3 separate regions of the Mus musculus genome follow, and all the other regions are linked to region 2. Evidence: chromatin loops called from intact Hi-C (ENCODE). Cell type or tissue: left cerebral cortex. All regions are shown on one strand. Region 1 overlaps Adgrb3 (adhesion G protein-coupled receptor B3). Region 2 overlaps Adgrb3 (adhesion G protein-coupled receptor B3). Region 3 overlaps Adgrb3 (adhesion G protein-coupled receptor B3).

Region 1 (8,000 bases), 61 kb before region 2:
CACCATTACTTGGGGCTACCTGTACATATTCATAATTAACAAATCTGAGTTGCAGCTCCTCTGTGGATTCTAATATTCAAGTAAGTCCAAGTTGGGGTAGGAAGCATAATCAAAACCTGTTTTATAAAACTATTAAAAATTACTAAAAAGAGAGAGAAAGAGAAAAAGCACAACACACACACAGACACACATACAGACACACACACACACAAAGAACAAAACAAAAAACACTAAATGTGAAAGTCCACAGTGCTTCTGTGTAAAAATCATTATCTTGAATTCTAGACTAGATGAAAATACTCCTCACTGTTGTCTGAGACACCATTCTAAACACTCATCGCTACCAACAGCAGACCCTTGATTCAAAGGCAATCCAAGAAGAACAGTCAGTGGTCATCAAAGTACCAAGTCTTTACCGAATTCAAAAGTTTGTTTTATTAAGTGCGTGTGTGCATGTGCGTGTCTGTGAGTCCCCATCCAGGCATGGGGGGAACACAGGCAGCCAGAGGAGGGGATTAAATCCTTGGAGCAAGAGTTATGAGCAATCATGAGCTGTGGATACAGGTGCTGGAAACTGAGCTTAGGTCCTTTGAAAAGGCAACAAGGCCTTTTAAGCACTAAGTCCTCTCTCCAGTTCCCAATGTATTAGCCATAATGACCTAAGGAGAACTTGTAACTTTATACTATTTTATTAACAAGGAGTTTATTATATATATTCTTGAGAAACCATGACTTTATTTATCAACCAGAAGGAAAATAAAAGCTCACCATGATTTGAGCATGTCCATTAGGAAAAGAACTTGAAGAATCAGCATTGATTGGATCCTGGCAGTTTCTCAACCGGCATCTAAATGCATCTTGAACCTGTGGGGAGGAAAAAAAAAACATTAATTTTCATTTTTCTCAATAATAACTAGAGACTGTCCATATTGGCCATCAATTATGAGAAAACACTTCCTTTGCTGGTATGGTAGAAGACTCACTTTGTTACCTGTTGGTTTACCTGTTTGTTTTTGAGATAGGCCTCATTATCTATCCCTGGCTAGCCTGGAATTGGTTATATAGATCAGTCCTTCCTTAACATCCTATGCGGTTCTGGATGCAGCATGAACATAGCATAAGAGATTTCTGAGAACTCTACTTTAATTGTGGTACTACAAAATCTCAATAGAGGCAAAGAGCACTGATTGTTTTCCTTTTCCACGACACTTCAGCACCAGAACACACATCCTTCTTCCAGTGGCCCCTTAGGCCTCTCATAAGTTCTTGATAAATTTGTTCATAGGGGGCTACTTATCCAAAATCTATGGTCAAGTCATTTTTTTAAAAATCCTTCATCTGACTTCATGTGTTTGATAGTCTCCTTCTCATCTATTACAATCTGTTCTATTGTTATCAGAAACATAGCTGATGTTGTGTTTTCCCTATAGGGAAGCATTATTATAGAGACGACAGGGTAAGCACGTATGGATCTTTGCTTTTGAAAAGCACAGCTCTATAACCTCCTGTCTCAGTTTGGCTGTGAGATGCGTATAACACATATGTTGGCCAGGGAACAAACAAATGTAAACCAAACAGAACAGAACGGATCAAGACCTGGGTCCATGAATTTGTCTTTTTGTCTCCCTCCTACATAGTTTTGAGTCATCAATACTCTCCCCAAATTGCAATTAGGATCTGGGATATGGACCTGAGTAGTCGCTACCACAAACTACCCTGCCAGCCCGATAATGAGATCTGCCCGATGCCTTCTCCCTACCTAGGTTTTCTTGCCTTGTGGTGCAGTCAATTTCTGTGAAGTGGGACTGAGAGCAGGTGTCTTCTGATCACTTCTATTCTATGATGCTAATATTGCTAATCTCAGATTCTTCCAAAAGAATGATCGGTTCCCAGATACATTTCTTGGCTCAACACAATGAGAGTCCAGCTGCCCTGAAATCTATTCTGATTCCTTTTTGCGAAGACCCAGATGAACAGGAGAAGCGAATCATTCAGTTTCTCTCAGCGAAGCAGACAAGCCTGGGACGGAGCAATGCCTCTCTCATCCTAAATATCTCTGGGAAATTCCTTTTTAGATCAAGGAGTCATTGTAGATTATAAAAGGACACAGCAACAATAGAAAATTGGCAATGAGTTCAGTGTTTGCCGGGTTCTCATTATTTTTCGCTTATTCATAAGTCTGAATGAGCTAAACGAATTATTGTTTTTCTTTTTTTAAAAAAAATATCCTATAAGCCATTGTCAGAAAAGCAGGTCTATGCTAAAAATCTGTTTTTACAAGGTGTAACAATAATTAAAGAACAACTTATAAAGGAAAATAAACATTAGGATCATTGCCTTTTGGGAGTTTGTTAAGAGAAGATTTCTTTCAAAGCTCTTTCTGAATACCAGCATACACAAAACCTAAAACACTGCAGTGGGAATGAAGGTCCTCATGTCAGCTGTATCAGGGAATCCCCTATTTCACTATCACTGTCTTCTTCATGTTTCTAATTGGGAGGTGCTTTGATGGATAACTATATTTTGTTATGATAAGAACATCATCAAAGGGTTACCGTGTTGGAACATGGAATTTTGGCTGACCTAAATATGTGTTCCTGGTCCCTGGTCAGTTATATTTGGCTCTAGAACAAACTGTTTCTTATCTCCTTCAAAGGAAGAGGGCTGTGTGTCTCCACTGACAGTAGCAATATTAAGCACCAATTTCACTGGTCCTCACTAAGTGTTCTTGATTTCAAAGCCATTGTCAAATAGTTGTCAAAGATTTAGTGGCTGATATTAAAATAAGGAAAAGCAAAATCTGTAAATTTCTCTTCCAAATTATCGTCTGGTGGATTGATATAGTTACAAAATCTCTCTCTCTCTCTCTCTCTCTCTCTCTCTCTCTCTCTCTCTCTCTCTCTCTCTCTCAAAACATACACTTAGACCACATAAAAATCAATACCTTAACTGAAAAACTTCCAAACATGACAGTGGGTTAAGGGCAAGTCTACCCTGGAGAGTGACATCAGCTTTATCAGTCAATGTAATCTTACAGAGGTAGAAGACAGAAAAACACCCAAATTTTCCACTGTGTTTAAGGTCATTTTAAGGTTTTAAAGAATTAGATTCGAAGACATTTTTAGTGGAGAATTCTCATTCATAAGGATTTGAGGGGAAATTTTATTTGATTCCAAATGCTTTATTTGCTTTTTTTTTTTTTTAATCTAAAAACACACGGAGGCTATCTAAATGGATTGGCATTAAATATTTGCTCAACACTGTGGGAGGAAATGATGAGACAAGATGCACAGGGCTCATCTCCTTACCACAGAGGAGCTTAAGGGAAGATAGTATCTGAACAAGGTTCTAGTCACTTGCAAACATTTTGATAATTGAATTTTCTAGCAGGTAAACAGGGGGTTTTATCCTTAGTGAATGAATATAAATTATACCCATGAAAAACAGAAATCGTTTGAAATTCAAGTTCTAGAGAAACAAAAATAAATAGCAAAGAGAAAACAAATAGGTCATTCTATGCCATACTAAAATTAAAGTCCCCCTGAATTTCCTATGTCAATGTTATATTTATAAGGCTAGGCAGTAAATGTCCTTGGTTTACTATTAATGAAAACCAATTTCTTACTTAACAGTTTTATTTAAAGTTTATTATTAGATATTATCATTACAAATCTGAGCTCCTGTGAAATTAAATTTCAAACCCTCTTTGGAAGCTGGTAAACCCAATTTTTAAATGAATCCGTGGGGGAACAATGAAATATTTAACATTAATTATGTCACACTTCTTATCTAGATTATAAAATGTCTTCTCTGTGAAATATTCTGAAATAGGTCTGTCATTCTAAGTGATGATCAGATAGGCCTAAAGGTAAGATAGAATAGCAAGGAACAGATATATAACTAACTATAAAATATTTAGGGGACGTTAAGGGAGTCTGATAGTCTGTAGTGAAATCAAGAGAAGGAGATAGACAGAGACATCTTTAAGAATACAGTGATAGCTATCAGCGCTGTGTGTATTTAAGTTCCAAACCACAGCTAGGGGCGGCTCGTTTTGCAGTGGTATCAGTGACTGGAGACTCACAGTTGAAAAAGGATATAGAAGTCTTCTGTGACAAGCCTTAGCCTCATCTCCACCCCTCAATAGAGTGACAGTCTGAAAAGGAAACTCTCAAAGGCGGGTGTGATAAAAACATGAGAAAGATGCTCGCTCTCCACAATCAAGGGTTTCTGGTGGGGATGCAGATAGGGAAGGACTCAGTTTCCTTGAAAGGGCTGGCTACTGAGAGTTTGACCATGCTCAAGTGAGTATATGGGAAACACAAAATACATACATGCATGCATGCTCGCTCGCGCGCGCGCGCATGCGTGCGTGCGTGTCTGTGTCTGTGTCTGTGTCTGTGTCTGTGTCTGTGTCTGTGTCTGTGTCTGTGTCTGTGTCTGTGTCTGTGTGTCTGTGTCTGTGTCTGTGTCTGTGTCTGTGTCTGTGTCTGTGTCTGTGTCTGTGTCTGTGTCTGTGTCTGTGTCTGTGTGTCTGTGTCTGTGTCTGTGTCTGTGTCTGTGTCTGTGTCTGTGTGTGTGTTCTTTTTCTTTTGGGAGGAAGGGGTCCACAAGGGTGGGAGAAGGACCTAGGAACATTGGGAAATGAGTGTACATGATGTGAATTTTCTAAATAATCAATAAGAATATTATGTTGGAGAAAAGTGCCTAGAAAGGAATTAGTCTTTCTCCTGGATGAAATCTTAGTTCTTAACAGTTTGCAGGGGAATGTCTTCCTCCTGTCTCTCCCTCACCGAGTGCAGCATTTGGGTTTTCTCAGCAGCAGCAAGCTGAGGGCTTCTCAATTGGTCTTCACTCCAGAGACAGCTGGCAGAGAGTCACTGTGCAAAGTCCATGCCAGATTTAGAAGTTGCAGGGGAGGAGCATCCAGCACCATTGGCCGTGTTACAAACCCCACAAGCCTCGCAGGGAAGACTTGCACAGTTTGAAACAGGCTCTGCATTTAGCTGCTCAACTGCTCAGACCAAATCTTCACCTCTTAGAAAATAAGACAGTGTTACCTCGAGCTACTCTTCATGAATTCTTGTGAACTCCCAAGATCATTTTAAGTCAAGTTTTAACCTTGTACTAAATTGTTATTATTTTTGTGGATATACATACATACACACACACATATATATTCTATGTGTTTTCTTAAGTCTTATGTCTACAGTCTCATCTGTTGTTTCATTCTTGAAAAAATGGCACAGATATTTTCAACATAATATTCTATTTTATATTTAATCATTAATGAATAAATGTCTTAGTTTTATCAACACTATGCAATTGACTTAACTAATACAAGGGATTTCACATTTAAAAAATAATTACTGGACTTTCTCCTCATGAAATAAAACAAGCAAACAAAAAGGAAGTTTTGTTGTCTGCTATGCAATGCCAGGTTCAGAGTACATTCTCAGATTCCAGCCCTGATACACCTTTACTGGGTTTCCGTAGTGCTGGGGGATATACCAACTGCTAACTGAAATTCCTATGCTTTTGACCTACAAATTAGTTTTTTTAATGTCCCTCTTTGGGGCACACGGAAACTTCTTTAGATGATCTTTCAAACACACGGTCTGAAAAATGTAGCAGCGTTCCTTTCGTGTGCAAATGTGAGGGGTGGAGAGAAGAGATGCTAGACACCATGCCTTACACCTTCACAGAAGGCTCTCATTCCAGCCTAGAACCATGGCCTCTGAGGCAGACAGGTTTGCGGTGATGCATAGAAGAGCAAGCTCATGCTTAGATCGAGATAGGTGACAGACTTGAAGATAAAACCATGTCTCTTGCCTAAAACTCCTCCTCATTCCAGGACACCACCACTCTGGTTCTATCTTTTCAAATGTGCTGAACAAAGATTGAACTTTTTCAAGCCAAAGAATGAATAGGAAAAAAAAAAGACATTTAAAAAGGGAATAACTAGATATGTTTTCATCTTATCCCTTTAGTCAGAACACGTTGGCTCCCTATACTAGTATAACAGAGCTGGAAGGCGAGAATTTGAGGATCGAAGAGGAGGGAAGTGGGAGCTGCCTGTCAAGCTGCCAGTGTCCAGAGCCTCTGCTCACCGGACACAGCGGCATGATGCTGATCCCCAAAGTTGGGGGCAGCTGGAAGGAAATGTGACTGGAGGAATTTAGAGGAACCATAAATCACAGTTGGGTGCTCCCTGGCAGGCATGGCAGGGTATCAAGTTGTGTCTTAGGCTCCCTATGTCTGAACTTGTTCACGGAAGCCTCCTCTTCAGCTAGATTTCACAGCTTCATTAACCTCTTGTGCACCTGGACACACAAACGGATGAAGACAGAGAAGGATGCAGATGTTCCTTGTATAATTGGGATTGGGGCATCCTGGGAAAGCCTAACCTAGAAGCTGCAAAATTTACACATCCTGGCCCAAGAAGCTGGATGCAGAGTGGGGTGAGATGGTGGTAGGACTAACAGCATGGTCTCCTAGGCTGTGTCAATTCCACGCTTCCTGCCAAGGCTTATTTTGTTGCTCCTTGTCATTCTCCTACTTTAAGGCACATGCTTTGTTTTACTAAAAACAAAACAAAACAATGAAATCTTCAAATGATTTTCTTTTGGCATTTTCCATCCGGTCTGAGAAGCAGGACGGTGGTAATGCATGATTCAATTGTCTCCTAATCCATGTGCTAAGTGTCTGCCTTCCAAGAAAAGTGTTCCAATCAAGCCCCGAATCCTCTCCACATTTGGCTACTTACTAATGCTGGAAAATACATTCACCATTTTTCAGATACCATTTGGATCAAGTAACTGTAACCAAGGCCACCTAAGGCTCTAACTAGAACTCTGATATGAGGGGAAGAGAGAAGAGGGAGGGAGGGAGCCACACTATCTATGTTCATTTTAAAATTTTTCCTGAAAAAATTGCTTCACAGGGTTGAATGAACACTTGAGGCCTTATTTGGTACAGCCTGACCTTCATGCTAGAGCTTGGGAGAGAGAGAGGAGAGAACCCAGGCTCTGACACTAATATTGTGGAACGGCCACAGGATGTACAGGCAGGCATGACAAGATCATCCACATAGGGCTCAAATTTTAAGCACCCTTTTCTCTTCTACTTAGCGGCAGGGTTTTATTGTAGCTTATTTTGTAGCACAAGCTTGTTATTTTCCCCATCTGACATCAAGCTGTAAGATTGTCTTAGAGTCTGGCACAGCCAGAGACAGAGATGAGAAGAATGTGCAGGGACCAAGAAAGTGGTTTCCTAGCAACGGGAACTATTTCAAAGGTTTCATAACTCTTGTGTAGTTTCATTTCCATAGCAATGAGGAGAATAGTAAATAGTATGTGTTCTTATCTGTTCAATCCAAATGAATTCTAATCAGCAAAAGCAGGAAATATCTGCTTGTTCTACTAGATACAATTTGATTAGGTAGAAAACATTAGTGTCTGGGCTGTACATACTATTTTGTGATCAATAAGATACCTAAATATTTTAAAACATTTTTCTTCAATCTTTGTTTTGTTTTGTTTTGTCTTCTGTTTTCCTTAGATACCTTTGCTCAAACGACTCAGAAAAACAAAGGTATTTTAGAAGAAGCAACTATAATGTTAAGCAAAAAATGGTATTCAATACTGTTTGCCAGGTCTAAAGATCAAGGGCAGCTATTTAGATAGCCAGTTTTCTTATTATAAAAATAAATAGATGGCTCAGTGGGTCACTATTTGCTTTGTAAGCACAAGGAACTGAGTTGAATTCCTAGTGCCCATGTAAAAGAACCAGCACAGCTCTAAACCTGTGATCTGCTCGTGGAAGAGCAGGGAGCAGAGGCAGGTTTCCCTAGAGCTGATTTGCCAGTTTATCTAACCAAAGGGAGAGCTTCTGCTCTCAAGGAGTCTTCTCAAGGCATTGAGGCAGAGAACGCCAGAGGACTGAAGCCCTGCTTTGGTCCACATCTGAACACATAGACAGTAGCCTTGCACATTAGCATG
Region 2 (8,000 bases):
GACAAAATAATGTCATTTGAGAGAAAACTAATTTGAATGTATACTTCTTGTTTAAAAATAGACATAGCAAGCAAAACTTAACTTTCTATTATGAGTTAAAGGCCAGATACACTTAATTATTGATTTATTTGGCTACCTCTTTCATCCCAGGAAGGCTCCAAATTACCAATAATTATAGCTTGATTATAAAATGACTCCAACGGTTTATGTGTTAAATAAATGCTTGGTTACCCTGCACGGACTCTGGGGCATGATTGGATCAACATGATTTTGAATGTCAATCAGTGGTTAATCCGTTGACAAACTTATAACTTCATGGCAATATTGGAAGGTGGTGGAAGCTAAGGTATAGCGCATAATGGAAAGGAAGTGGGTCATTGGAGACAACACATAGTGGAAGGAAATATGTTACTAGGTGTTTCTCTTGAGAATGTGTCTTCTGCCTTTCTCTTTGTTTCCTGACTTCCATGCTGGAGTAGCTTTGTTCCCTCATGTCCTTTCTGCCATGGTGCTCTTGCTTGCCTCAGGTGAAAGTGAGGAAGTCAGTTGACCAGGAACTTACACTTCCAAAACCGCAAGAATCAGTACTTCCTATTAAATGACTTATCATGGATACTTTGTCACAGCAATGAAAATCTAACCTATCAACTGAGAGCCTTCTTGGTTCAAGTTGTATGGTTCAAGTCACCTTTTGGCAAGTATTCTCTTCTCACATTCTTATATTTTTATTTGCTGAGCACTTACTGCGCGTATATGTATATGTATGTATATGTATATGTATATGTATATGTATATGTATATGTATATGTATATGTATATGTATATGTAAAGTATATGTATATGTATATGTATATACACACACACGCACACATACATACATATATACATGCATACATATATGTTTATATGACACATATACATGTATATGATGTGTGTGTGTGTCTTACTCCTAATACATAATATGTATAAGTGGCTATCTCTGCTAGAAATAAAAGTCAAGCTGCCAGCTTTTACCACACTGACAGAGCTCCTAGGACCTACAGTTGCTCACAAAACCCCACAGTTCAGCTATTAATACACTGCTCCATCAAGCATCCCACATTTGCTTCTGAAAAAAAAAGTGTGAAAAAGATGAGAGTTTATCCACACATGGCAGGAAAGTCCAGCTGGAATGTCAGCTTTGATATTACCTTGTTGACATCCACTTTAATATGTTCCATAAAAAACAGCAATACATTTTCACACAGGAAAATGCCAATAAACAAATCAATTCTCATCCTATTAAGAAACCTGAGGTTTCAGGAGGTGTCCTGAAGGTGATTCCAAGTACAGATGTTGGTTTGTTCCTTCCTGATAAAAACTACATGAAACTCCATCTTATAAGCTCTGTCTTACCCACAGGAATGGTATGGTGACAATATGACACAATTCCAGTGAATATATTTTCCAATAAAAGTCTTTTAAGTGAGGAGAATTATTTTTATTACTAAGAAAGTGGCCATCTGCTTCTGAAGAATTCAAGTGAGAACACAAATATCTATTTTACATGGAGTACTGTTCAGATAAAGCGTTTTTATCGCCTCATGTGCTGGAACACGACTCAAGCTGAACAGCACTCTGTCCCATAATTTTTTGACATGTGGAGGGTTATAATTACTTCCAAGGAAGAATAAATTCATATTAACATGGGAAGTATGTTGCCGAGTCTGAAAGCGAACATTTGAGAGATGAGGATCAGTGAGATACAGAAGTGAAGATGGAGTGAGTACATAAGAAGAGGTGAAATAGAAACGCTGCAGAGTGCCCTGTTGGGGTGCAGCATGCCAGGAAATGCCCATCCACAGGAGGTATTCAATCCCTTGAAGTTCTCACTGTAATCTTACTTGTAACCGCTGTTAACAACAACCCTATGTCTCTTTGAATATCTAACATCTTGGCTACCCTGAGTTTTATAAAAAAAAAAAGTTTCCTCACATGATATGCACCCACTGATAAGTGGATATTAGCCCAGAATCTCAGAATCCTTTTTAGGGATTTTTAGAAGGGAGAACAAAATACCCATGGAAGGACTTACAGAGACAAAGTTTGGAGCAGAGACTAAAGGAACAGCCATCCAGAGACTGCCTCACTTGGGGATCCATCCCATCAACATCAACCAAACCCAGTCACTAGGCAGATGCTAACAAGAGCCTGCTGACAGGAGCCTGATATAGCTGTCTCCTGTGAGGCTCTGCCAATGCCTGGCAAATACAGAAGTGGATGCTCACAGTTATCCACTGGACAGAGCACAAGGTCCCCAATGAAGGAGCTAGAGAAATACCTAGGGAGTTGAAGGTGACTGAAGTCCCATAGGAGGAACATCAATATGCACTAACCAGTACCCCAGAGCTCCTTGGAACTATACTACCAATCAAAGAAAACACATGGTGGAACTTGTGACTCTAGCTGTATATGTAGCAGAGGATGGCCTAGTCGGTCATCAATGGGAGAAGAGGCCCTTGGTCCTGTGAAGGCTCTATGTCCCAGTGTATGGTAATGCCAGGACCAGGAATGAGAGTGGGTGGGCTGGGGAGCAGGGAGGGGGTAGGGGATAGGGAATATTCGGAGGGGAAACTAGGAAAGGAGATAACATTTGAAATGTAAATAAAGAAAATATCTAATAAAATTTTTTTTAAAAAAGAAAAGAAATTATAGCAAGGGAAAAAACAAAACAAATGAAAAGGCCTAAGGCCTATATATCATATGAACAGATATATACTTATGGTGATATTGGAGGATATAGATGGTCTAAACGTTTTACCCAATGGAGGACTTACCATACTTCTTACAAGGTGAATTTTTCATAGGGTAAACACTGTCTCCTGTCACAGCTAACATAATGTCAAGATAGCAATTAAATGTATAGTTAGAAAGAAAGAAAGGAAGGAAGGAAGGAAGGAAGGAAGGAAGGAAGGAAGGAATGAAGGAAGAGTTTCCTGTTTGACATAGGTAACTATGCTTAGTTGCTTAAGTACCAGTTCAAGAAAAAAAAAAAAAAAAGCATAGCTACACAGACCAACTGGAAAGGGATGCACACCATTCTGTTCAGGAAATTATGGTATTACCAGTTTATCAGCATGCATATAATCTCTCCTCCTTCCCCAAAGTTAACAGAATTTACTGATTCATAGGCATATGCTGATCTTGTCTAAAAAATGAATAATGGAGATATCAACATTTAGATAGGAACAATCTATTGGAGACAAGGAAAGAAAAGTGACAGCTCTCAGTTGCACTGTGGGTTAGTTACATTGTCTTCCTTTTCTTCTCTGACAGCATCAAGTAATCCAAAGTAAAGTTGAATTATTACATCTCATCAATCGCACATTGGTGAGAGTCTAAAGGAGCAATACTCGCTTCCCACTGGTTGCACGTGATACTTCTGGTCCCAGGACACAGCTATGCTATCAGTGACATCTGCACTGGTCCTGAGTCTCCTGTTCCTCAGTTGGGTAGGTTCCTGGCATTATTGTTCCTAGGTAGTACGATCAATCCTTTGTTCAGCCTTTGGAGGAGGCTGGTTGCTTTCCTTTCCTCTCCAGTGGCCTGTCCCTGTTGGAAAATCATTCTCTCTCTGTTCTTGCTATGTTACCCAGGAAAATAACTTCAACTTAGAAATTGTGAGTGGCAGTCACATATACCCATTTCAAAAAAAAAAAAAAAAGAAAAGAAAAGAAAAGAAAATGATAGCCAAGTTCCTCATTCTAGCACTAGCAGCCACAGTGCTGATCTTGGAAAGGCTTGATCTGTTTTTCTAGCTTAGAAAATCTTAACTCAAAAAAGAAAAATACAGGGAAAAGACAGTAATGTTTGGTCAAATGAAACTTTACTTTCTTGTTTCTCCTCTTCCATTATAACTTATTGATGAGCTCTGGATTTAAGAGATCCTTGCCTTTACTGACATTGATAATTTAAAGTTGGCTCCGGATTTTAGTAACACCAGACAATGAGTACTTTGCCTTTCTTTCTCCTGCCAAATCTCAGCCGTCTGCAGCATCTGCCAGAGCAGACTTGCTGCAGTGGGAGAGTTACGAGCATAGCAACGCAAGTGGCAGAACAATGCCAAATAGATGCTTGATTTTTCTCTTAGCAACAATGTTACCAGCGACGAATTAGAAAGGGCGATATCACATTATGTCATCAACATAGAATTGAAGATTTTATTACTGAAATCATGACTCTTCAACCATGAAATCTTATCTCTTAGCAGAAAATGGCAAGGCACAAAAGTCTGATGCACATCAAATTCCTCTGCCTTCTAGGAAAATGCAAACAAACAAATCTAACCTAGGAATTGAATCGTTACATAACTCAGGCAGGATCTCTCCCTGAGCGTTATCCAGAGACCAAATGTGAATATTTCCAGCCCCACTGCACAGGTTTCGTCTTCATTATATAAGAACCATATGTGTAAGATTTATTTTAAGAGCTAGCAGTGCACTGCCTTGGTAGAGTGATATGTGAACGAGATCCAATGTGGGAAGTGTTTGAGTGGATTGTAGAAGACCCAAGGCTGCAGCTTGCCATCAAAAAGCTCTATATTGGGTAAGACACAGTATTTAGTTGAATCACCATCACTCTCTTGCCCCTGTGCCTGGATGGAATGTTGAAATATCCCACTTCTATTTTCCTCCATCTGTCCTATTTACCTTATAACTCCATATGCAGATTTAGGTACAGCCAAATACACAATGCCTTTTGGAAAATGACTTCTGAAATGCACATGTGTTAGAATGTCAGAAAAGGTTATTCGTCAGAATCTGTCTTCATAACGTGGATTATTCGCTTTAGCTCATATGAAAGCAACTGACTGAATAGAAATGTTTCTGCAATCTATGTTCTATATCTTTAATGAATTTACATTAATTGGAGTATAGTCAGGGTGAGTAGAAGGTCTCTGGTTGTTTCAAAATGAGACGTTAAGACAGGGAGTTAGTTCAACAGATTAATGAAGAGCTGAAGAGATAGAACCAAGAGACTAGCAAAATCAGAAAGATATTACCACACCATGCTACAGACCTTCAAAATCAGCGATAGTCGAAAACCAGAGCTCTGGATCAGAACTTTAGAAATGCTTACCCTGCTCTTCCCAGCTGTGTTTCTTCCCCGGAGAAGAAAGTGGGTCAGGAGAGCATAAACACACAGATGCTACTATTCCTTTGCAGATCATGCTTCTGTCCCAACTTGAACGGTGTAGTGCCATATCCTGAACACGCTGTTTCCCTAGTCCTATCTTCTCCCTTCCCAGAGCATCCCAAAACACAGCCTTGAGATGGATAAGAGGACTTATCTGTTTACAGGGAGAAGAGAAAGATATGGTGCCTGTTCTTTAGTGCTATGTCCCATTCATGGAATTTTTCTAGTTCCTAGACAGTAGAGTTTTGGTAGAATGAATAGTAGGGTAAGTAGCCACATCACACCCTCTTGCCTAATGAGTAAGAGAAGGCTGTTGTTTACTCCATGGATTCCGAAGCAACTATTTTTTTTAAATATAGCATTTTGAAGATATATTTATCAAAACAGAAAGATCCACTATGTTTTTGTCTTTCATTTTTGCATATTGCACAGATGTATGTGAGCATTATTATGTCTCTTACCCAGGGGCTTGCATGTGTTGGGACAAGGGAGAATAAGCCCAGAAGTGCCTACCTAAAGGCAAATGAACTCATGGAGAGTTTCCAGTTGAGAAAGAAACAGTGGTTGGAGCCCAATAGGAAACAGAACTACAAAGAGGTGACTCAGTCTGCCCCATCTTGTCACCATCTCCTCTGGTCATCCATTTTCCAACATCACCTTGATGTTCTAACCCAGGGACGGGAAAGCAACAGAATCTGACCAATGTAGTTTCCTATAATCTGGAGGGGGCACAGCAGAGAGAGCAACACAGAGAAAAAACAAGAAAATGCTACCACATAGATTACATAAATGCGTTCTTCAGAGGGCTACTTGATCTGGTTTATAAGTGCTCGGAGGGAACACAAACACCTAATCAGCAAGAAATGAAATCATCTAATTCTTAAAAGGCTTGAATAGACGTTTCTCCAAAGAAGACATACAAAAGCCCAAAATGAACATGAAGCCAAAACTGTTCAACATTCCCAAATCACCACAGAAATGCTAATTAAAACCACGATAAGCTATTATCTTGCGCCTATCAAGTTGGCTATTATGACAGAATTGAAAGGTAAATGTTGGAGATGATGCAGAAAAAGGAATAGCATTGAACACTGTTGATGAGAATGCAAATTAGTGTAGTTATTGTGGAAAGTTGTATGGAGCCTCTTTGAAAATTAAAAATAGAACACCTGTATGATCTAGCAATCTCATTACAGGGCATAGATATTCAAAGACATGAAGTCTGTATGTCTAAGAACAGCTACTTTCCCAGGTTCAGTGAACAATTATTACATGAGCCAAGATACAGACTCAACCTGTCTACATTCTTTGAACGTGTTCTCCATAAGTATGTGTTAGAATCTAATACTCATTGCAACACTCCTGAGAAGAGGGGCCAGATTAAAAGTAATTAGGCCAGGTAGGCAGAGTGAGTCTAGATCAAGCCCTCTAGCACGTGGGTAAGGGGAGTCTGAGCTACTATTTACTCACTCTCCTGCCATCATAATTATCTACCACCTACCATGGGATGATATCCAAGGGGCTGGTGTCTTAATATTAGGTGTCCTACCTCGAGGTATCATGAACCAATACATCCCAACTGCTATAAATTACTGTGACTTGGTACTGTGTTGTAATACCACAAAATTAACTTAAGGCCCTGTCAGTCAATGGATGGATGAGTAACGCAACTATGAAGCATATACGTAATGGAACACTGACTAGAAATTGAGAAATAATGAATCCTGTGAATGGACTTGGAGGATACTATGTTAAGTGAAAGAAACACAGAAAGAAAAACACTGCATGGTCTCACTATTTTTGGAGTATAAAAACATTATTTGCATAAAAGTAAAGAGCAGGTTATCAGAAGCTGGAAGCAAGAGTTTGGATAAGAAATATAAACATTTCTGTTAGACACCAAGAATGAGTTGACCTATTCAATGACATATTTTATTTGTAAAACTGTACATAGTAGATTTTTAGTATTCTCAATACAAAAATAAAATGATAGCACAAGAAATAATTCATATTAATCAGCCTAACCAGATATGTTTGTGTAGCTCTCTCTCTCTCTCTCTCTCTCTCTCCATATATATATATTCATATATACATATATGAATGAAAGCATCATACTTCCTGTCTGTTACAAATACTTACAAATTTTTATCATTTAGGATAAAAAAAAAAGTCTCGAGAAAGAAAAGCATTTAATAGGCCTTTCTTTACCTTAAATGTCAATCATTTCCTAAACAAAAGAGAGAAAATGGAGGTGATCTAGTAGACAATTTATAGGGACTTGCTAGACCTCATAATAGTAACTGTTCATGTTACTATTTCTACAAAATATTTGTAGTGAAAAGGAAAAAATTTTTCTGAGATCATGGTTAAGGCTCCTAAAAGAAAAGGTTTACTAAAGGAGAAATTATATGTTTATGTTAATGTAAAAGACATATGATTGGAAGCCCTCATGATAAAATATGATCCCCAAGTAACACCTAAACTACAAAGTTTTATGGCAGGTTTGAAGAATAGGCAGTCATGGAAGGGATAGGGCAGAGCTTTTAAGCTCATGGTAACAAGCTACTGCAGGAAACTCATCAGGTTTACTGTTCAGATTCTCAACTCTTCATCTGAGTAAAGAAAGGACGCCCCTCACTAGTCTTGTGACCTAGTCTTCTTTAGGGTAGAGTCAGAAAGCACTGTCAGGTTATATGTCCTGCTTCAGGAAGGAAAGGCAGAGTGGAAGGACAGACGTTTGTGCAATGCTTATTTCTCAAATTCCTCCGGTTTAAAATATTTAATATTATATCAAAGTGTTGTGTGTGGAGGTGGTGTGTCTGGTG
Region 3 (8,000 bases), 85 kb before region 2:
AACTATTTCACAGTTCTGTGAAAGGTATTCTAATAATAAAGCTAAAGTATCCTGCAATAAATATGGAGGGAAATGAAAATTTGGATGCTGAAATATAGAGCCCTTCCTACTTGCAAACATTAGTTGAAAATATATTCTCTTGCCAGATAATAATTTTGAATTGAAATGGCCACTGTGGCATTGCCAGAAATCACCATAGCAATAATAGCCTGCATTCTGGAAGGGGTATCAATTACAGCTGCAACAAACAGCTCGCATCTCTGACACAGGCTGTTTGGTTTTCCCCTTATAATTCCTTCTTCTTTCATAGATAGTCTCAAGTACATCTTTGTACCTTTGTAGAGAATTTGATGACTCTTCTTGGATGTTTATTAACTTAAAGATTTACTTACTTTCTTTCTTCTGTGACCTGAATATCCAGTTTCCCAAAGAAATCAATATCTATAGACACTCCATTTATACCTCAGTGTTCTAAAATGTAATAATGATGATTAAAAACTCTACATATATTTTCTGCGTAAAAACACAAATTTATAGTTTGTTTGGCAATGTGTACATAATTCAGTTACTTTCATCATATTTCATTGCAAATACTGTAGGAGTGTCTTGCAATAACAAATCAGTATATAGTAATCTCCTTTTCCCCTCAAATTAATATTATTAAACGTTGTTTTGAAGGATAAATGAGCCTCTGTCCTGAGATGACCACCAGGCTGACCACATGGATTTATGCTCTCCCAAGCTGCTTAATTTCTTTATTTCTTCTTCATTTTTTATTGAAAGCAATAACAGCAGCAATAACAAAGACACAGCAATCATGCCTCTTAAAATTCTTTTCTTTCAATGTATATACTTTTGTAATTAAAGAGAGGGCATCTTTGGGGCCCACCCATCACTGGTATTACAGAAAGAGTGATGTGTTAAAGTACATTCATTATAATTTGGATATTTTTTAAAAATGAAACTAAAAATGAGCCTGATGTCTTAAGTACATACTGCTTCCTAAGATGTCTTCAAAGCCCTTCGAATTCTTGGAGCATGCCAAGTCTGATAGTTCCTCACATAGACACAGTCTATAAATTCAACTTCAACTCTGGTCTCCCTGTAGCTACAGCTGCAGCAATGAGGATAACCTTAAAGGGTTACCATGAAGATTTCACCAAGGATGTAAAGCACTTATATGTGGACCACCGCACAGACAAGCGCCACTTAAGAGGGGGCAGCCATTGCTGTTTTGCTGATGCCTCACGGTAACCCTGGGAACAGCCATTATCTCCACTTCCTTGACCAGGAGGCTGAAGCTGAAGGAGGCAGTTTGCTCTTGCAAGTGATAAGCGAGCTGAGTCTCCACATCAGCTCAGCATGCTATCTTGGATGTATCTGAGAGATTCAGGAAGCATACTGGTATGGACAGCTCAGAGTTTTAAATTATGTTCTGTGCAGATGGGAGAAAAGTAAAAACTAGGGAGTGGTTATGCATTGTCTGTAGTAGGATATCTGGATAGTGAGTTCCTATAACTATGCAGTACCGCAATGATATTTCTAATACCGGTGCTCATGTTTTGTCTCAGGATACCTCATAGACAGGGATCTCTTCATCTGTGAGTCCTTGACAGCTAGCATGCTCTCCAGTAGCTAATAGCTGCTTATTGAATGTTAATGGAATAAAAAAAAAATGAATGGAGAGCATAGGCATATCTTCTCCTTCCATTAAGAACATTTCTCCATTTGAAGAGACATTTACTTTAAAAGTTTTAGAATTATTTTAAGTTGTGTGTATATATGTGTGATTGTGTAAGAGTTTATGCATATGAGTTCAGGTGTCTACTGAGGCTGGAGGCATTGGATCCCCACTGGACCTGAAGTTACAGGATGGTTGTGAGCTATGCATACTGAGCCATTTCTTTAGCCCCAAGGAGCATCTGTGCTAATGACTCTAGCTAGAAGCCCTGCCTTCTTTTTTCTCATCCTGTTGTGCATTCCCACCCCCTCCATAAGTGGTTTTGAGGAACTGAGAGTAGATTTGCAGTAAACTGGTGATTTTCACCTTCAAATTTAGAAGTGTGAATCACAGAGTTGTATTTGAACTATAGAGAAAAAGTCTGAATCCTAAAGAGAAGATGTACTAGTGTGAATGGATTCTTTGAACAGACAGAAATTGTTAGGGAATGTCAGAAACTCTTTCTTAATTCAACTTAAGCGCCAGGAGAAGCCGTGCTCACCTGGATCAAATTCGGTGAACCACCATCTCCAGCCTTAGAGTTTTATAGACCAAGACTGACATTGTCCATACCTACTTGAATAAACCACCTGATGTTTTTGTTCATTATTGCCATGCAATTCATTCTTCTTTCTACAGTGGCCTTTTGAAATGTGACATTGCTATCATAGTGATAAAAAGAGAAGATGAACACTGAAGGAGCTAAGCCTAATTCTGAAAGCCATATTGTGAGGGGCTGACGAGCTTCGAATCCTTAACTCCAGACTGTTAATAACCTGCATCCCCAGAATCACGCCTGTGACCACAGAATGTGTGTTCCAAATGTACCTTGGTTTTCAAATAAAGTGTGCACAGGTGTAAGAAAACTAAATGAGTGATACATTTCATTAGTGCCAATCAAGAGTAGATTTTGTCATAAATTCATGATTCTGAAACAGTTTAAATTAATGATACGGAAAAAGTGGATACAGTCTAAGAATAAATTGCTCAAATTGCTTGCCTTCCAAAACATGCCCTGTAAATATCCCTTGATTGCTTAGTGATTTGTACCTACTGTAGAGGGTCAGGGCCAAAGTAGAAATGACCCCGTTTTGAACAAGACCTTTCTTTAAAATAGTGTGCCAGCTATTTAGAAACGAATACAAACCATGTGTTTTAGCTCAGCTTTGTTTCTGGGGATATCAAATTATTCTTTTTTTTTCTTTTACCTCTATTATCTAACGTCTGTGCCTACAGTCCCTCTTTGCTCAACACCATTGAGGAAACTCAGAGAAGCATGGATTTGGTGGCTATGTGGGAAATAGCCTAAGATATTTTAAAGAACACATGATTCCAGTGGAAGGAGACAAGGTTCATGTCTACTTTTGGAAGAGAAGACTTTAAAAAATTCTCTCTCTCTCTCTCTCTCTCTCTATATATATATATATATATATATATATGAAACAGATATTATTGTGCATGGCCATTTCATAATGGTTATTTGGAATTGTGTTTCCAGGAATTCCTTGAGCTTTTTGTCTCCACTAATATAAATAGTTTCAGTTGCCTGATTCTTAGAATCATATTAGGCCCCTTTGTGCCAGCAGCACACTGGAAGTCATCCTAACCAGATGCCCATTTGCTTCCTTGTTTCTGCTCCCTGTATATATAACACTGCAAGCCCTGTATATATATATATATATATATATATATATATATAGTCATCTTTGTCCTTCCTTCCCAATTTCAATTAAAGACAGAATTTCACAGGTTCACCTGTAATGGCTAGCTCGTCACTTCCTTCCTGGGTTAGCCATTTTAACTGATATTACAAGTTCTTATTTTACCCTGTCAGTCTACCCTGAATATTATTATAACACTGTCATCTTTAAATTATTTGTCAGACCATAACAAATTATTTCCCACTAGAAAGAAATAAAAAAGCTAAACAAAGTACAGTCAAATGGGATTACCTTTTTGCCTTCTCTTGTGGGGGTAAGATTTTTATGTCATCCTGTGTTTCTTTTTCACTAAGCCTTGCTTAGGGGAATTTTGACTTCTCGTTTTGTGGGCGTGCCACACTGAAGCAAGCCTTCATGCCTTGCCTTCCCTCTGGACTTCTAACTGCCACTTATGTCCTCGGGTTATGTTTGGTGTGGCTTTGTTTGATGTGCTTGTCTTTGCAGCCCATAGTGGATCCCTTTGAACTGCTTCATCCACAGCTGCTTGCTGTCTATACTCATGTATGCCTTAACTCAAGTATTCTTCAAAAGTTTATAATTAGAGTAAACTCTGTCAAAAAGCTGTACAGTTTTTAATCATTTATTCATTCTGCAAAGAAAATTTAATGGGTGTTCACTGCATGTCAGGACCTCTGCTGGAAGCTAACATACACACTGAGGAGGACATCTTGTCACATAACATAGAGATAGCATTACCATATTTTTTTATACTTTCCAGAGAGTAAGAATTAGCATTTCTCCACTTTACAGCTAGTCTGTCTACCTTTTGCTTTATTTGGCCAGGAATACAGGCCTATCATAAATGCTATCATTCGGAAAGGACTTTTCCTCCAGCTGTAGTAATGACTAATTTTTTAAAAAGTTATTATTTTAATCTTCACACAATAATTAGGTCTCAATGTGACAGTGTTCAACCCAAACTTGTTTGCTTGTCTGTTTATTTGAAATCCTCATGGTTTAAGGCAAAAGAATTAATGAAATGTTAGAATTGGATAGGAGCCTTGGGTAGTGTGTAAGGCTGAAAGTTTGATAAAATGACGCGTTCAGGAGTCCACAGGGCAGCCTGGTAAGGGTAAACTATGTAAGGTGATCATTATATAAAAAGCCCTCTCAGTGAGAAGGGTAGCATGGAGCTTCACATAAAGTCAACTAGTTGAGTCCACATTTAGAAAGCAGGTGGGGAATTGGCTTGACAATCCAAAATTACAATTACATGTTGTGTTAGTGTGATAGCATTAATTTTTAAAAAAAATTTTTTTGAAACAGAACTTGTCAGTCCCTGTAATTGTACATGTATTAAAAAGGGAGTAACACGAAGCTATTAATAGGGGAGAAGTATTGTTTCAGTGTTTCTCCCCAAAACTTCAATTTCTACAGTATTCCAGTGAGAACTACGGCGGTTAAAGAGGTAAGGAAATTACGCAGCTCCTATGTTGTAACTATTCTCCACCAACAGATATCTTTAACATTGTGGTTCTATGTGTGGAATGCGAGGTCTAGCATCTGCTCAGGGAAGCTGCTAGCGGTTGCCATAGAGACTAGCTGGGAAAAGGAACACATTTCTTCTAGCCTTCTCAGTGACACAGTGCGATTTGCTTTCTTCCTAGTGCCTGTTCTTACCACGGAACTCCGGCCAGCCTGGAAATTGCTATGTGGTCCAGGCTGGCCTTAAACTCCCCAAGATCCACTTCCCAGGTTCTATGGTTTCTTTTCTATGTTTAATTTTGCTATTAATAACTTGTTTGTAGTGAGGCTTAGTTTAAGATCTAGGTTTTTACTATATTTCCTCACTGAGGCCTAGTGGGTTAATTTGTATGTTCATTCTTTTGTGATAACAGAACAGATTGTTGCTTTCAAGGCTATGCACATGAACACCTATGAGCGTGCACACACACACACAAACACGCACACAACACATACACAAAACTTATTTTAGGTGGTCACAAGAAAGTTCATGTTGCACATGACACATAAAAACAGATACAGTTTGATCCTTTATTCTTTGGATACCTAAAGGATTAAAACATTATTTGTTTCTTAAAGGACATCAACAGCGATGTGAAGTTTGCTAAATAGTTTTAATTTTTTTTTGACGGATTTGGTTGTTTTGTTTTTAAAAAGTTAGACATCAATGAAATGTAAATTCCAAGCTTTGTGGTGACAATGAGGTTGCCCAGATATTTGTGATTTAAGCACTGATGCTGGACTCTTGATAATTATTTTGTAGCATAGAGCCTGAGTTACTACTAAACAAACCCATTTCCCTTGGACTCTTAGCATGAGCCCATCCTTCACCTTCATATTAGATAAAATTACCAAGTTTCACATTGATATGCATTGTACATTGTAGAACAGTACATTCACTTACACAAATGGAATGATTTAGTCAGAAGTTTCCATGTACCAGGAGGCCTCTATAATTTCAGGAATATCTGTTTAGACTATTGTGTTCTATGTATGCATCACAAGGGTACAGATATGTTGGAGAAATTTATCCTATATTATGCCCAATTATGTCAGCAGGCTATGAATCTCATCCAATTACCAAGCCGCATAAGTGCATTTATGTGATACTTAAAGATCATTAATTTTGTACTTAAGCGTAAGCTGCTTAGACAGTATCATTTTTGTGACTTCCAGTACCAATACCAGCATCAATATAAATTCAATGCAAATTAGAAAATGAAAATCTTCATCTTGTTTATATCTGTGAAAAGACATTTAGCAAACACAGGCACACATTACACCAATACTAGCTACTGGGAAAATGCTGCCAAATGTACACCCGAGACCCTAAGGACAGGAACCACAGTACAAGACAAGTGAGCGAGCCGCAGACGTGGACTTGCCTACCCGCCAAGGCATCCCCTTGGGATTTCTACAGGTCATTCCTGTAGTAAAACTGGAAAAAAATGACTTAGGTTAAAAAAACAAAAAAAAAAAACTTAGGAAATTGGCATTCCCACGTCCACTGACTTGAATGGACTGATTCGATTCCACTATAAGTTATCTACTGCTAACAGTCATAAAGTAGGTCTTTCCTTGACTAGAAAACGTCAGTTGAGCATTTCCTTGGAGGAGTCATCACAACTCTAAATCATTTTCTTCCAGTCGTGGGAACAGTAAGGATCCTCGTTTTAGAGCTCCATACAGTGCTACGTTTGAGCAGTTATAAAGCGATCTTGAATTCAATAATTAAATTTACAAAGTAATACATAGGAACTCACCTCAAAGTCAAGGTCAGAATACCGCGATTTTCTTCTCTGTGAGTTTGTTTTTAGAGGAAGGAGAAAAACAATAAAGTTATGTTTAGTCACTTAAACCAATGGACATCATTACATTCAATGAAAATAATCCCAGTATTATTAATAACCCTGTTATATGATTCCATTAAGATTATTTTTCTGACTTGAAAATATTCCATCAGTATGTTTCCATTTTCACCTCGAACTTCACTTAAAGGTAGAGGATATTACATTTTTTTTTTTTTAACTTTGGGTACTAATGCTCGTTTTCAGTGAAATGTATTTTCATTCAATCCGGAAATGGTTCCAGTTTTAACAAAAACCACTTTGCAGACGTGGAGGACTAAACGTAAAATTGGGAAAATAACCTCTGTACTTTTAGACGTCCCCCAACAGACACCCAGATTATTTTTAAATATGCTCTTGCTTTGTAGCTCAGGCTGTTCTCAGAATTTAGGGGCTTCTTGCTTCAGCTTCCAGTGTTCTAAAAACCACACTTGATGTCAAGCAAACCCTGCCTGCCCGTCTGGTTATGCTCTGATGTTTATATGTCAGTCTTGTACAAATTTCTCAAAATTAGGTCATCTCCTGCCAAAACGCTTCTTGTTGCTAGTTCTTAGGAAGTGAACATTTTTTTGTTTGTTTGCTTGTTTTTGTCTTTAATTCCTATTTAGTCAAGCAACAGATATTCTACACCCCAACACACTGTCTCACAGTGTTTCTCTCAGACTCTAAATCTGTTAAACACCCAAATCTAGTTATAGGTACACGTGCATTGATGAAATAAAGTAATTAGTCAGTGGGCTTGATACAATCAGGAAGTATGATTAAAACAAAGTGGATGTGAGCTCATGTGATAATGGGACTTTCATGATATCAGTATGGAGATGGTATTTTTAGCATCTGCTCCAGGAAGCCACCGATTCTTAAAATGGATGAGGTGGAGAGGGAGATGCCTGTAAATTTATAAAAAGATCTCCACAGTTTTAGAGAACAAAGAAAATTTCTGCTGTGCTTTTTCTTTAAGTAGACTCCCCCCTGCCCCTCCCTGAGGGAGTTGGGGAGGGAACCTAAGGGAACGTACAGTCTTTCTGGCCAGATCATGTTTTGTCCCCCCACCCCCACCTCCCAACTCCCAGCTCAATATCGACAACCTTAACATCACTGGCTTCTCAGGGTTTCGACTGCAGATTTATGGCAGATCTAGTTGCCATTATGACTGTTATGAGTGTTATTAAAAAAATATGACTTTCCTGCAGCTAGAGCTAAAATTGTCATTATAAAACCAGGACCTCCTGTGCAGCCTAATCTCGG

Evidence for each region. A loop is a pair of places that touch in the nucleus more often than their neighbours do. Peaks named below come from ENCODE experiments on the same cell type or tissue, not always from the same donor. Only the 100,000 strongest peaks of a DNase experiment are listed, where the experiment ranks them.
Region 1: it touches region 2 in a loop (6-fold over the local background); 3 of 42 quality-filtered maps call a loop at or near these places.
Region 3: a loop joins it to region 2, with 4 times the contacts of the local background. A loop is called at or near these places in 3 of 42 quality-filtered maps.

What each region holds. Positions count from the first base shown.
Region 1 is chr1:25,100,665-25,108,664 of GRCm38, forward strand. It overlaps Adgrb3 (adhesion G protein-coupled receptor B3), which reads right to left. Exons shown (of 31, transcript NM_175642.4): 26 at 769-864. Among named protein-coding and RNA genes, the nearest start is that of Gm29414, 77 kb to the left of the region's middle. In left cerebral cortex, no CTCF peak of the experiment used is centred here; DNase peaks (open chromatin) are centred at 4,174, 4,891 and 7,233; H3K27ac peaks cover 4,289 bases.
Region 2 is chr1:25,162,136-25,170,135 of GRCm38, forward strand. The region is part of intron 19 of Adgrb3 (adhesion G protein-coupled receptor B3); the gene reads right to left. Among named protein-coding and RNA genes, the nearest start is that of Gm20172, 110 kb to the right of the region's middle. In left cerebral cortex, no CTCF peak of the experiment used is centred here; DNase peaks (open chromatin) are centred at 1,641, 4,080, 4,490 and 5,174; H3K4me3 peaks cover 330 bases; H3K27ac peaks cover 4,194 bases.
Region 3 is chr1:25,077,576-25,085,575 of GRCm38, forward strand. Adgrb3 (adhesion G protein-coupled receptor B3) reads right to left here. Exons shown (of 31, transcript NM_175642.4): 29 at 6,669-6,704. Among named protein-coding and RNA genes, the nearest start is that of Gm29414, 54 kb to the left of the region's middle. In left cerebral cortex, no CTCF peak of the experiment used is centred here; DNase peaks (open chromatin) are centred at 2,028, 4,971 and 7,587; H3K27ac peaks cover 1,808 bases.